2 separate regions of the Homo sapiens genome follow, and region 2 is linked to region 1. Evidence: chromatin contacts called from ENCODE Hi-C or POLR2A ChIA-PET data. All regions are on one chromosome and are shown on one strand. The core of a region is the stretch at or near the end of the contact, and the rest is flanking DNA. Distances in the headings are between cores, read along the strand shown. Region 1 has its middle 10 kb from the start of TRT-TGT2-1. Region 2 has its middle 160 kb from the start of HLX-AS1.

Region 1 (4,458 bases), core at 194-2,693:
TCTGCCCCCATGATCCAATCCCACCTCACACCAGGCCCCACCTCCAACATTGGGGATTACATGAGATTTGGGTGGGGACACAGATCCAAACCATGGCAAAAAGCTACCCAAGTGATTTTAATGTGCAGCCAGAGTTGAGTACCATTGCTCTGACAAAATTTTTTATCTTATATATGAACAAGAAGAGACTTCAAGAGCTTAAGTAACTGACCCCAAATAAAGGCCATACAGTCAATTACTGGCCAAGACTCTGGCCCGCTCTATTCCCCTATTGGAAAACCTCCACAGCAGTCACACTTTGGGTCAATTTCTTACAGAGGATAGCTACAGTCTTTATGTCTTTAAATCTAAATCTAGATATATTATTTGAATAGTGCTAGCATACTCTGGCAGAACTTTTGAGAGTGAGGACTGTTCCAGAACTATCTGTGCTATGTGACCTCAGGATCTGGAGGTGGTGACAGGCTCAGATTTTACAGTCAGGAAAGTCTGGTTTCAAATGGTAGTTCAGCCACTGACAGCTCTGCACCCTTGGCCAAGTTACTTGGCATCTCTGATCTTCAGTTTCCTTGTAATGTGAATGTTTTGTCAACACAGACTGGTTTCTTGGTTGTGAAGACTAAATAAGATAAGGCCATAAAAGTCTCAGCACGTAATTAGTGCCTTTTAGGAAGCCGATGACTTATCCATTAGCTGGTGGTGCAATTTTACCTTTTAAATGATAGCAGTACTAGTAATTATTACTGTTGTTGTTCTTCTTATATTCCATGTATTTGCCTTCCAGATAGGTGGTTCTTAAGCAGAGGTGATTTTGTACCCCCAGGAAACATTTGGCAATGTCTATAGGTATTTTGATTGTTATAACAGGGGTGGAGGTTTGGGGACAGTGGTGGGGTGCCAGTGACACCAGTGGGTAGAGGCCAAGGATACTACTAAATGCTCATAATGCGCAGGCAGCCTCCCAACAACAAAGACCTATCTGACCCGATGGTGCGAAGGTCAAGAGACTCTGCTGTAGATATCTGTAAGTAATTGGGAGCTTGAGGGCCCAGAGCCACTGGGTGGTGACAGGATGATAATTCTCAATTTTTGCTATTGTGTGGCAAGGGGGCAATGTGTTTAGGGGGTTGCAAACAGCTCCATGTCTACTCTCAATCACCACAGAGGAAGGACTTTCCAACTCTTTACATATGAGTTGCTGTGGTAACCGGTAAGTAATAACCCTGGGGTTTATACTCCTTAGAGGTGCTGTGAGGATAATCTTGCACCTAAAGTTTAGAAACACTGGTATCAAAGCCTAAAGAAGACAAGACGATTGCATCAGATCCCACAGGAGGGCTGTCTTTCTCCATGCTTGTGTTTTGGGCCCCTGGGGGTTGCATCAGCCTCCTCACTCATGAGCTCATCATTTATAAATGACAGCCGCCAAAGTCGGGAAGTATGAAACAGTTGCCAAATGGAGAACTTGCTCAGCTTTCTTGCTGGAGCCCTGTGTCTTAACTTACTTATATTAAAAAATAAAAGGAGCACAATTCTGCTAGGCAAGCTCTGCTATGTGAGAAGGGAAGAATACATGCAGAACTTCTCGTTGAGAGCACAGAACATTTTCGTGTCTGTCGAGATCACCGTGGTTGCTGAACGTGGCCGCTGTTGAGCAAGTGGTCAGTAGGTGGCGCTAAGTCATCGCCGAGAGGACGCTCCTGTCCTAGACCTGAGTTACTGTCAGTCTTGGAGCGCGCACACCCCAGAGTGAAAAATATAGTAACAGGAAAGATTTAGTTCTTAAAATAAGTCAGCAGCTCAGCGAAGCAGATACTACCTCGGCAGGTACATTTTCTTTCTTGAACTGATGGAAAAGGGCATTTACTGCCTACAGGCTTCTGGCTACAGAAATCAAACAATCAAAATATTCAATTAAATGAAACCAGCAGCAGGCCTGGCCCCAGAAGAGAATGAGAACCAGCTGGGCTCAGCCCTATGTCTGGGATCCGGTACCGACGTTCCTCTGTACTGACACGTCCGGAGCCAATGTCGAGTCACGAGTCACCCAGGCACGGTTTTCTCTCTCCAGTGAAGGCTTTGGGTGCTGAGATGTGCAGTTGTAACGTGTAGCATGGAGACCATTTTAGTGATCTAGCTGGCTCTTCTTAAATTATGGGAGTCCTGGCCGTACATGTAGGTGAGGACGCCACCTTTCCCACCTACGTGAGAAGGTAGGAGAGTGGAGATCCCTTGAGGCGCTGGAACAGGAGTGTTGTCATGGTGATGGGGCCAGTCACAGGGCTCACCAGTCCCTTTGGCGGAGTCTCTGCCTCAATTGTAAGGGAATTTGGAATCACTGGATCAGATGCAAGTTCACAGTCATGTTGCCACTTTTTTCCACAATCTATAGCCCCCACCGTGAAAGCTCCAGTGGGTCATGCTTTAGAAAGGGGAGGGAGGTAAAGAGTGGGTGGGGGGCTTTGAATCCAATAGTCCTGTATCCCAGCTCTGCCACCAGTGAGCTCTGTGACCTTGCAAATGCCATTTTGCTTAAGCTTCAAAGCTCTCCTCTGTAAAATATGCATAGAATGGGCAGGAGGGCTGCCAATGAGCTGCTTGAAATGAGTTCACATCTCTTGGAAGCAGAGAAAGCTTACAACTAAAGTGGCCAGACAGCCATATGTGATCTTAGAAGAACTGTTGAACCCAGAGAGAGGCCTCGAAAATGGAGATGGGCAAATGCCATTCCCACCATGCGAATCCCTTTCCCATTTTTGCTTGTGGCTGCCCAGACTCGGTCCCTACCCACGCTTAATAAATTCTTACAATTTATTCTCCTGCCCTTCAGCTTGACTTGTAATAATGTAATGATGGCTATCAGGGTTGGAACAGCAAGCACGATACCAGCACTTTAGGAAGATTAGTTTCCTCTATTTAATGCTCATGACTACCTGCAAGGTAAGTGTTGTCACACCGGGTACAGATGAGGAAATGAAGGCAAATCTCTGCGCAAAGTCCTGGGTGGGTGGGCTGGAGAGTTGGGAGCCTGACTCGGGTTTATCTGAGAAAACAAGTGGGCAGGAAACTCAACTGCTCCACATGAGATGCAGAAGTTCTGCCATTTTTTTCTCAGATTATAAAGTGTCAGAGGCTGCTCTGGAAAAAAAAGGTGCAATGAATTCTTGTTCAATCATTAATGGTGCTTCAAAGGACATACAGGCCCATGCACACATCCTTCTATGTAGGTACAGAGAATTATTTTTATCCTGAGTTGCACACATTTATTATGTTATTAATAGCATGGACTCAACTGGGTGTCCCACAGAGTGACTCTTCTAATGACTGGTTAGGAAATTTGACAGCAAGTAAGAGGGCGGTGAGCCTGCTTTCTGGTCTGGGCCTGAGTGACCCCCCATCTTCCTCCATTTGGTTGAGAACAGGCTACAGGTCAGACCTCAGCCACTGGGATACTGAACCAGGGCTTCCTGGACCAGCGCCTCTTTAGGGTTGAACACTCACCTTCCTGCAGTACAAAGCAGTGGGCAGTCTCGAGTGCCCTTCTGAGGTCAGCCTGTTGGGGTGTAAATGGTTCTTGAAATGCATCTGATTTCCAGCTTGTTAGCATCTCATTGTCTCCCTTAGAGTTTCAGCCTCCCTTAGAGTCCTCACACCTTGTCAAGACAGATGCTTCCTGGAACAGGATCTCTGAGCTGTGGAATGGAAAGTACCTTTATCATCTTTGCCTGTCTCCTAACAGGTTTGTCCCTTGTCATTCTATGTCAGTTTCAGGTAGGGTGGCAGGAGAAGGGAATTTGTTGAGAGCCCACCGTGCTTCAGGTACATATTAGGTGCCTTATATACATTATCTCACTTAATACTCAAAACCCCCCTGTCAGGTAGCTGTAATTAGCTCTGACTTAGAAGTTTCTAACCATGCAACTTGCAAATGTTGTACCTGGGATTTAAAGCTCAGATCTGAGCTCTTCCTAGTACATCTTACTCTTGAAATGTGTGCTTTAATACATTTATTTAATCATCTTTTTTGCAAAAAGGACTGTGCTAGGCAATCTAGAGTGAGGCATGGTTCTTGTCCTTAGGGAACTCCAGTACCATTGTGGGAGGAAGATTCACACAGACGGAAGTTAATGAATAATGTGAAGAAATGTCACACATGTCCAGTGAGAAGAAATGATGTGTGCTACAGGACTTCAACTGAGGAAGGGATGCCTGCGTGGTCAGAGGAGGCTCATGGAAAAGGTAGGATATGAATTCGTTTTTGAAACATGAATAAGATTTGGGTGGGGGCAGAGATGGGACACATTACACTTGCAGTGAACCCACCTGGTGTGTTCTGAGAATAGAGCAGCTTCATGATGGGAATAGGGGTGGAAGAGCGATCCCTTTGGGGTGGGAGACTTAATGCCAGGTTCTGGAATTTGGACTTCGTCCTGAAGGCAATGGGGGAACTACCAGCAT
Region 2 (4,766 bases), core at 2,082-4,581, 1.4 Mb after region 1:
AGGGAGAAGCAGCAGCCCATGCAATTTCTACCCAATTTGTGTGGGAGAAATGTCCCAGACTTAGTGGAAGAAGGGAGGAGGCTGAGATAAGTGACATTCAAGAATGACTTTCAATCAAAAACAACTTAGTGCTTGATAATACTTCGTGTTTACATCAAGATTTTTAGTTTATTATGTGCAAAATTAAAAACAGTAGTTAGAAACTAGATATTGATGGAGCATACCTCAAAATAAAGAGAGCCGTCTATGACAAACCCACAGCCAACATCATACTGAATGGGCGATAGTGGGGAGCATTTCCCTTGAAAATTGGCACAAGACAAGGATGCCCTCTCTCACCACTCCTGATATTCAAAGTAGTATTGGAAGTCCTGGCCAGGCCAATCAAGAAAGAGAAAGAAATAAAGCCCATCCAAATCGGAAGAGAGGAAATCAAACTATCCCTGTTTGCAGCTGACATGATTCTATATCTAGAAAACCCAAAAGTATCAGCCCAAAAGCTCCTCAAACTGTAACTTCAGCAAAGTTTCAGGATACAAAATCAATGTACAAAAATTACTAGCAATTCTGTACACCACTAACAGCCAAGCCAAGAGCCAAATCAGGAACAAAATCCCACACACAATTGCCACAAAAAAAGAAAAAAAAAATCCAGGAATACAGCTAACAAGAAAGGTGAAAGATCTCTACAGTGAGAACTACAAAACACTGTTCAAAGAAATTAGAGATGACACAAACAAATGATAAAACATTCCATACTCATGGGGAAGAAGAATCAATATCATTTAAATGGCCATACTGCCCAAAGCGATTTATAGATTCAATGCTATTCCTATCAAACTACCAATGACATTTTTCACAGAATTAGAAAAAAACTATTATATTTTAAAATTCATATGGAACCAAAAAAGAGCCCAAATAGCAAAGGCAGTGCTAAGCAAAAAGAACAAAGCAGGAAGCATCATACTACCCAACTTCAAAATATACCACAGGACTACAGTAACCAAAGCAGCATGGTACTGGTACAAAAACAGACACATACAACAACGGAACAAAATAGAGAACCCAGAAATAGAGAACACCTGCAACCATCTGATCTTCAACACAGCTGACAAAAGCAAGCAATGAGGAAAAGACTCATTCAATAAATGGTGCTGGCATAACTGGCTAGCCATATGCAGAAGATTGAAACTGGACCTTTTCCTTATACCATATACAAAAATTAACTCAAGATGGATTAAAGACTTGTAAAACCCAAAACCATAAAAACTCTCGAAGACAACCTACACAACACAATTCTGGGCATAGGAAAGGGCAAAGATTTCATGACAAAGACAACAAAAGCAATTGCAACAAAAACAAAAATTGGAAAATTGAATCTAGTTGAACTAAAGAGCTTCTGCACAGCAAAAGAAACCATTAAAAGAGCAAACTGACAGCTGACAGAATGGGAGAAAAGTTTGGCAAGCCATGCATCTGACAAAGGTCTAATATCCAGCATCTATAAGGCACTTAAACAAATTTACAAGAAAATAAAACAACCGCATTAAAAGTGGGCAAAGGACATGAACAGATAATTCTCAAAAGAAGACCTACATGCAGCCAACAAACATATGAAAAAAAGCTCAACATCACTGATCATTAGAGAAATGCAAATCAAAACCACAATAAGATACTATCTCACATCAGTCAGAATGGCTATTATTAAGAAGTCAAAAAATAACAGATGCTGGCGATGTTGTAGAGAAAAAGAAATGCTTACACACTGTTGGTGGGAGTCTAAATTAATTCAGCCATTGCTGAAGACAGTGTGGCAATTCCTTAAAGACCTAACAACAGAAATAATGTTCAACCCAATATCCCATTACTGGGTATTTACCGAAAGGATATAAATTGGTCTATCATAAAGACATATGCATGTGTATATTCATTGCATCATTATCACAATAGCAAAGACGTGGAATCAACCTAAATGTCCATCAATGGAAGACTGGATAAAAAAATGTGGTACATATACACCATGGAATACTATGCAGTTATAAAAAAGGAGATCATGTTCTTTGCAGGAATGATAGAGCTAGAGACCATTATCCTTGTCATACTACTGCAGGAACAGAAAATCAAATACCACATATCCTTACTTATAAGTGGGAGCTAAATGATAAGAACACATGGACACAAAGAAGGGAACAACAGACACTGAGGCCTACCAGAGGGTGGAGGGTACGGGGAGGGAGAGGAGCAGGAAAAGGTAACTAATGGGTAGTAGGCTTAGCACTTGGGTGATGAAATAATCTGTATATCAAACCCCCATGACACAAGTTTACCTATATAATAAACCTGCACATGTACCCCTAAACCTAAAATAAAAGTTTTTTTAAAATAAAAATAAAAGAGCAGTTGGGAACTTGGTAATAGAATCACAAAGTCTTGGATTTGAATCCCAGTATGGTATACGTACTCCGCAAACTTAAATTTCCTCATCTGTACAATGGATAACAATCACACCTACATCAAAGGGATTGAGGAAAACTAACCCGTGTAAAGCAGTGCCAAGCACATAGTAAGCACTCCATGAATGCTGCTGAGATGTGGTGTTACTACCATATTTCATTAGTAAGGTCATAAGACTTGAAGAAGTTAAATGCACTCACTGAAAGTCATACAGATATAAGTAAAAAATCTGAAACTGGAGCCCCATATTCTAATGTCATGCGTAATACTCTTTTTTGCAATGATTTCCTAGTTCACTGTTTAAAATCAAAACTTTTATAATACCATTAGTGCATTTTAATTGTATTTAATATAACCCAAAATAAAGCAAACATCCCTGGTGCCAAAAACCCAAATGATATGTAACACTGATCTTTCATTTCACTGACAATTTCTGGACAGATTCAAAAGGAAAGATGACAATCATGTAGGTAAAAACACTGGGAAAACCACACAGGATTTTAGTCCTCTGGCCTCCTCCCTCCCCTCAAGTACTGTTTGGGGCCAACGCATGACCAATGTCACTTCCTGTCACTGAGTCATCATCATAGATTAGCATCACTAAACGTAACTGTTCCAGGAGGAGCTCAGGAAAGAAAATTCTCTCAGCTTCACTTTGAAATTGGCTCCATCTCATAATAAATACTTTCCAAACTCATCGAGAGAGGTTATAGAAGAGTTAATGTCCCCAAAGAGCTTCATTTATTTTACAGATTTATGAAATAGATCTTCTTGCCAAGGCCTCGTGTACCTTTCTTTTTTTACTAAAGGTGACACAGAGTTTCTCCGAAAATAAAACTGACTCTTCCAGATGCTTAAATCGAGGGTCATGAGTCATCCTGGCTGCCCAGTGTCACTGAAGACATAGCTCTAGGAACCTATGCAACTTCTTAACATAAAAGCTTTGACAGCATTTTGGCACCCTCCCTTAATATACCTGCCCAAAAAGCTGAGGATTTGGTTTTTACCATTTTCACAATAGCTTCAGGTCAGTTAGGCTTGGGTCCATCATTCCTGACCAATAGTTTTTACAACTAACTTTTGAGTTTGCCAAAGGCTTGTCACTAAACAAACCCTGAGCTCTCATCATGGGCTGAGCACTGGACTAGGCACGCAGAACAGCTGAATCAACATGTTTTTGAAATTCACCATCCAGAAAGGGAGAGAGATGTAATTTTAAGCTGCATTCTATTATTTACCAAAAGTGTGAGCAGAGCACTGAGGGAGTAGAGACAGGAGAAACTACTTTGTCATGGGCATTACCAGAGGCTTTCCTGAGGAGGCAGCCTTTGGGCTGGGTGGTTTAGAAAGACAGCTAGCTAGGCATAGAGGCATAGGACATTCATGACAGATGAAACCACGTGTGCAGGGCATGGAGGAGTGAAAGAGCACAAGGTAGAGGGTCTTTTGAAGGGTGGAGACAGCATTCTAATGCGGAGGGACATGGTGGGAAGGTGATAAGAGATGAAGCACATTTAAAATTTGTTAAAATGTGGTCCTTTTGGTAATAGTAACACCATGACTGATAAGTTGTTTAGCAGCTTATTGATAACTTGTGTCTGTAGCCCTGCCCATCTTCCACAGCTAATCACCACAAGGACACATCCACTGGGTTTCTCCTCCACTGGAATAGTGCTCTCACACACATGCACACACACACACACGCACACACACACATGCACACACACACACATGCACACACACACCATATACCATCTTCAAGCTCACCTCCCCTCAGGGCTGCAGCACCTCTCCACCAAACTGGAATCTGGGACACCAGTGTCTTTCCAACTGCTAACTCCAATGTTAATTTCTCAGTCTTGGTCTCTGCACCATCCACTCTCTTGTCTTCTCTGAAATTTCTTACCATCTTGACTTCTGGGTACTACTGCTGTCTTCTGGCTATGGTCCAGCATCCCTGGCTGCCCCTCTAGACTCTCCTTATTCACTCTAATTGTCTTTCTTTTCACCTTCTGGATCTCCTTTCTAGATGCTCCTGAGTGCCAGCTCTCATCCCCAACCCTCTGAGTGGAGTCATGACCCAAATACACATCTGTAACTGAGCTCCTCCTCCTCCCAAATCTGTCTCCCATCATTTCCTCGTGTGTGCATGTGTGTACAGCATTGCTATTTCTATTCATCCAGTGTTCTCCTTCACCAAAATCCAGTCTGTTTCAGGTGCTGTCAAATTGAACACCCTACTACCAGTAAACCATCTCTTCTTCTCCTTCCCCATCTACCCTGCCCTAGTGCCTCATCAATTTTCCCTCAGA

What was found. Hi-C counts contacts between places; a loop is a spot of excess contacts on that map. ChIA-PET counts read pairs that join two places held with the same protein, here RNA polymerase II (POLR2A). Pooled maps may share reads with other maps.
Region 2: a map of PC-3 shows a loop between it and region 1 (6-fold over the local background). The contact joins two enhancer-like sites. A Hi-C loop is called at or near these places in 1 of 168 maps with a recorded cell type or tissue (PC-3), 1 of 37 single-sample maps with no recorded cell type and 3 of 50 pooled maps. POLR2A ChIA-PET finds 5 or more read pairs at or near these places in 1 of 52 experiments (endothelial cell of umbilical vein).

Annotation. Positions count from the first base shown.
Region 1 is chr1:222,452,521-222,456,978 of GRCh38, reverse strand. No RefSeq gene overlaps it. Among named protein-coding and RNA genes, the nearest start is that of TRT-TGT2-1, 10 kb to the left of the region's middle. RefSeq lists an enhancer at 1,545-1,594. Within about 2 kb of position 1,443, at least 10 of the 41 ENCODE cell types and tissues checked have a DNase peak (open chromatin) inside an H3K27ac peak, as active enhancers do.
Region 2 is chr1:221,034,321-221,039,086 of GRCh38, reverse strand. No RefSeq gene overlaps it. Among named protein-coding and RNA genes, the nearest start is that of HLX-AS1, 160 kb to the right of the region's middle. Within about 2 kb of position 3,331, at least 5 of the 41 ENCODE cell types and tissues checked have a DNase peak (open chromatin) inside an H3K27ac peak, as active enhancers do.